2 separate regions of the Homo sapiens genome follow, and region 2 is linked to region 1. Evidence: chromatin contacts called from ENCODE Hi-C or POLR2A ChIA-PET data. All regions are on one chromosome and are shown on one strand. Each heading gives the region's core, a stretch centred on a gene start or an enhancer-like site at or near the end of the contact. The rest is flanking DNA. Distances are from core to core; before and after follow the strand shown.

Region 1 (2,549 bases), core at 16-2,515:
GTATGGTGGACTGGTTCATGGTCCACTGGCTATGTTAGGACTAATCCTGTAAATATTGCAATCAAAACCAAATTATGGTAACTTCTCAATTTCCTCCCACTGGAAAACTAAGCCCTTCCACCCTGCCCTATAACGCAAAGGTGCTTAACGTAATTTATCTGACTTTAAAATTTCAACTCGGTATTGCTACTAGCCTAAAATATATAGAGACAGTTTATAATATCTTTTTCATTTTGCTGACGCTTTACAGTTTAAGAGCTCTTTCGCATACAGTCTGATTTAATTTTACAGAGCAGAAAACCAACGTTCAGAGAGCTTTGACAACTTAAGAGATAGCCCCCAACATCAAGGCGTATTCCACTTACCGACTGTCCCTTTTTGTGCTTCCTTCTGTAGAGGACAGTCCAGTTTATCTGCCGAGGATTCCTCTTGGAAAGGAAAGCCGACTCGCATTTCGCATTAAGAAACTGGAAAACCTAGAGTGACAAATGCAAAGGAATTACTATTTAACTATACAAAGTACAAGAGGCTGAGTAAGCTTGGAATCCTTAGAAGATCAATATGCTAGTTCTGGCTTATCATTTTACAAAACTGAGGCCCACAAGGACCAAAAGGCTGTCACATAACTGGCAGGTAACTGTGTCACACTATGAAGGTCCTTGCGTTTAGTCTTTTCTCGAGAGCAGGAAATCTAGGCTCATAGCAAAGGACAGGGTGGTGCGTCCTTCTGGGAAGCATTCTGCTCTTGTCCGTCCCAGGATTCCAAAGGGTACCTCCGTACCTCAGTTATTTCCCTTACACCGGGACATCAGTTACATAAACCCCTCCTGATGTCCGACCTGGCTCACAATAAATAATCAACACTGGTTCACTTAGAGGTTTCTGGTCCTAACGACCAGTCCACAGAGCGTCCACGAAGACTTCCAGAGGCCAGTGGTGATGTGGGGAATAAACCCGCCTAAACCGAATTAAACCAGCCTTTCCTCCTCGGAGTACAAGAAGGTAGGTGAAGCCGACGCGGCTTTTTACCTTCCCGTCGGTCCTGGCGTAGCGCCTCCCGTGTCCGGGGTAGATCTTGTACCCGCTAAAACTGCACAGCTCGACCCTGCAACAAAAAGTGAAAGTCCATCAGGGAGGGTGTCTACAGCCATGCCAGGGACGACAGAGAGGAGTTCTGCCCGAGGATGTAAGCGGATTGGGAACCACGGGTCGTGCTTACTTCATGGCGACAGCTCCACGGAAAGACAAAAGATGGCGAAAAGAAAGAGAGAATCATGGGAAGAGACCTTATAAGGTCGCTGCGGGGATGGGGGCCGGAAATCTCCTCCCCAATATCCTTCGATGCTCCTGGCCCTCCTTGATGACGTAATCATCGCGAGGCGAAAGATCTCGTTTTCCCTGACAGCTGACTTCCTCTGGCGCAATTCATCCAGAGGCGCTGGAGGGTTCTCGGGCCCAGAGGGCCTGCCAAAAAGGCAGTCAGACAGTTGGTTTATGAGTCATTCTGTCTCTGTCTCTCCTCTCTTTTTTTTTTTTGAGACGGAGTTTCGCTCTTGTTGCCCAGGCTGGAGTGCAGTGGCGCAATCTCGGCTCACCGTAACCTCCGCCTCCCAGGTTCAAGCGATTCTCCTGCCTCAGCCTCCCTAGTAGCTGGGATTACAGGCATGTGCCACCACGTCCGGCTAATTTTGTATTTTTCGTAGAGACGGGGTTTCTCCATGTTGGTCAGGCTGGTCTCGAACTCCTGACCTCAGGTGGTCCGCCCTCCTCGGCCTCCCAAAGTGTTGGGATTATAGGCGGGAGCCACTGCGCCCGGCCCATTCTGCCTCTCTTACTGCCAAGTATCCTAGAGCCATCTTCCGGCTGCAGGGAATGTGAACTGAAGAGAAAGGTGTCCTCTCTTCTCATAAAGAGACCCAAAGACGAATGCCCCGCAGGTAAAACCAGTCACATTTTGCCTTCCCTGTTGGCCCATTTCCTCAACCAAACAAATTAATAGTTTCACCATTTATAAGAAAGTAATGACAACCGAACCGTTTCTCAGGCTGTGCGAATCGAACAGTGCGCGTTGGCGCTTTGCATTAATTATAATTAACATTCTTTGAGCGCTTTCTCTGTGCCGGGAATTATGCCAAAGGCTTTTTAAACATGAGCTCATTCAGTTTCCAAAATTCCTATTAAGTACCTGCCTAAGAACTACAATTCGGAGTTGCTGCCTAGTGAAGTTGAGGGGGTCGGTGGAGCCCCGCTGGGAGGCCAAGGGCTCAATCTGTTGAGCCCTTCTATGATGCTACATATTTCATCGTATGACAAGGAGTGGCCAGAGGCAATTCTTGAATTCTGTGGGAGGTTGCAGTATATGACTAGGAAACAAATGTAATGACTGAGTTCTGCTTTCTATGTATGCAACTCACCCTAAAAACGTTTTGTAAGGTAGCTGGTTGAAGATATTTGGAATGTCTAACAAGTTGGCTGACTAATGTCATGAAAACTGTACAATTGTGTTGGAGCCAGTCTTTTTTTTTTTTTTTTTTCCTTGAGACGGAGTT
Region 2 (2,549 bases), core at 21-2,520, 180 kb after region 1:
GGCCATGACGGTCTCGAACTCCTGACCTCAAGTGATCTGTCTGCCTCGGCCTCCCAAAGTTCTGGGATTATAGGCATGAGCCACCACGCCCGGCCTCAGTATTCTAAATTGTACAAAGACTTTTTTTCCAAATGAGGTCACATTCACAGGTTCTGAGGATTAGGATGTGGACATATCTTTGGGCAGCCTTAACTTAAAACTTACTACACCAGGAAAGAGGATTTATAATAATTTCTGTTATCATTATTTCTCTTAAAAAATGAGTAAGATTAATATTTCCTTTTTTAAAAAATCATTTTATCATGGTAAGAACATTCTATTTTCTTACGAAATTGTAAAGTGTACAATAATAGGGACAATGTTGTACAATAGATCTCTAGAACTTATGAATATTTCTTTCTGAGCAATCCTATAGCCTGTCTTCAGAATCTATGGTATCTTTTACATATTATTATTGATCTAATGTATGGTAAAATATCTCTATTTCATTTATTAGCTATAATACTAAACATTGACCAGGCAACTCATTTACCATTGATAAACTTTAAGAGAAACAAAAATATTTATTGAGCTGTAACTCAAAAATTATGATAATGATTAAAAGAGCTTTAAGTATCCTAAACTTCCAACAAAGCTTTTATAATTGTCTCTTGTCATTTTGCTCCCTGGTACACATGTGAATGAATCTGCTGCTCTTCACCTTGGATCACACTACCTAGAGCTGTGTGAGAAGCAACATGATCCCAAATCAAATTAAAATCCTATGCTTTACGGCATCTGATCTTGGAATGATAACAGTAGAGGAGTTAGTCACTGAAAACTGCAAATGTTTAAAAGTCAAGGGTCAAATCCAGTTTCATACAATAACAATTGATTCCACTTTGCTAAAACTCAATTGAAATAGACTGTTTTAACTCTAGATATTATCTTTTTAAGTGATAGGATTCTGGCTTTTGCTCCAGAAATAAAGATTTCAGCAGCTCTGGGAACTTGGTAGTTGGATCCAGCATGTGTTTACCTGTTGGATCAGCATAGTTCCTGTAGGCTTGACAATCGGGACAAATTTCAGATTGTGAAACAACACTAGATTCCTTAGCTTAATTGATCTGGGGTTTAAGTTTCAAATTACTATTTATTTTTATTAACTCAATTCATGGTATCTTAATTCACATGGCCTGCTCTCCCTATTTGCAGCCAAACATCTCTCAGGTAGTACTTTAATTTCAAGTGATTGTGTAAGACTGTAGGGTACTTCCTGATTGGCCTTCGTGGAAGCCCCAGGTGTCGACTGGTCTGGAGGCGAACTGCTATTTTCTTCCAGCACTCTAGGGTTAGTTTTGGTGTTTGCCTCAGTGGGAGTGTGTCCAGTGAGAGTCTGCTTTTCTGAATTGGTGCCAGAGGTGTTTTTTTTTTTACATTAGATATCATTTTTCTTTTGTCTTTAAAAAAGGTATCCTTTTCTTTTTGCTCCCAAGAAGTATTCCTTCCAGAATATTTTAAAATTTTCAAAAAATTCTCCTTTTTAGGCTCTCACAGATATGGAAGAATTGGTCGTCTTCAGGATAGCAATTTTGTCTGGTGTAACTTCTTACACCAGGAAATTCAAAATATATCATTTGGGATATATTTGAATATATCCCAATATATATTTTGAAAAATATATCAAAGGAAAATTCAAAATATATCATTTGGGAAAACAAGTAAGCATTTGGATGGTGCCTCTACTCAAAATATTCCTGGAAAATTTTTTTAAAGATAAATTTTTAGCCAGGTGTGGTGGCACATGCCTGTAGTGTCTGCTACTTGGAGGCTGAGGTGGGAGGACTGTTTGGGCCTCCAGTGTTCCGGGCTGCAGTGAGCCATCCATGATCCTGCCAATGTGGTGTAATAAGAAGATGTATAGACAGAAGTTTAATTTACACAGGTTATTAATTTCTATACACATTCTAATCATACAGGCTAATGAGGTACGTCATTTAAAGTGCAGGATTTATAGACAGCTGACAAGTTTTTCTTTTATGACATTATTCTATTTCCCTATCTATATAAATCAATCAGTTTTGTTTCTTCCCTCAGCTAAAGTTATATCAAATTTGTTATCAAGGTCAAAATGTCTATTAATCAGTTAATAGGGTAGCTAAAAAAAGTCTGTTAATTTTTTTTTTTTCTATTTTCTCCGCCACCACCCACATCTAGGTTTTCAAGGCTTTATTCTTGGATTACCACAATAGACAGGAACCTGACTTTTTATTACGGAAACATTCAAACACACATACAAGTAGGCAGAATAGTATATTGAACACATACATCTATCATGAAACTTCATCAATTATAAACATTTTGCCATTTTTGTTTCCTCTTGCCCCCATATTTTGTTCTAGAATAAGTTAAAGCCCACTCCAAGCATTATAGATTGTCAGTAAGAGTCGCTAACAGATAAGTAACTTGTGTCCCCAGTAAATAGCTTTCTAATTATTCTTCCTCCAATCTTCCTGCTTTTCTTACCAATCCCAAAATTTCCACTACTTGGCATACTGTTAAAGAAACAG

Evidence for each region. Hi-C counts contacts between places; a loop is a spot of excess contacts on that map. ChIA-PET counts read pairs that join two places held with the same protein, here RNA polymerase II (POLR2A). Pooled maps may share reads with other maps.
Region 2: POLR2A ChIA-PET joins it to region 1 with 14 read pairs in H1. The contact joins the enhancer-like site here to the promoter of RPL24 in region 1. A Hi-C loop is called at or near these places in 4 of 168 maps with a recorded cell type or tissue (B cell, CD8-positive, alpha-beta T cell, naive thymus-derived CD4-positive, alpha-beta T cell and 1 more), 5 of 37 single-sample maps with no recorded cell type and 12 of 50 pooled maps. POLR2A ChIA-PET finds 5 or more read pairs at or near these places in 12 of 52 experiments (CD4-positive, alpha-beta T cell, CD4-positive, alpha-beta memory T cell, GM12878 and 7 more).

The regions. Positions count from the first base shown.
Region 1 is chr3:101,685,453-101,688,001 of GRCh38, forward strand. RPL24 (ribosomal protein L24) reads right to left here and starts at 1,266. Exons shown (of 6, transcript NM_000986.4): 1 at 1,220-1,266; 2 at 1,030-1,105; 3 at 366-476. The coding sequence starts at 1,224. LOC124906262 (endogenous retrovirus group K member 5 Gag polyprotein) reads left to right here. Exons shown (of 3, transcript XM_047449415.1): 2 at 1-1,937. The coding sequence starts at 1,927. RefSeq lists enhancers at 663-852, 843-2,042, 1,013-1,502, 1,513-1,562, 2,473-2,549.
Region 2 is chr3:101,865,046-101,867,594 of GRCh38, forward strand. No RefSeq gene overlaps it. Among named protein-coding and RNA genes, the nearest start is that of NFKBIZ, 17 kb to the left of the region's middle. Within about 2 kb of position 1,271, at least 2 of the 41 ENCODE cell types and tissues checked have a DNase peak (open chromatin) inside an H3K27ac peak, as active enhancers do.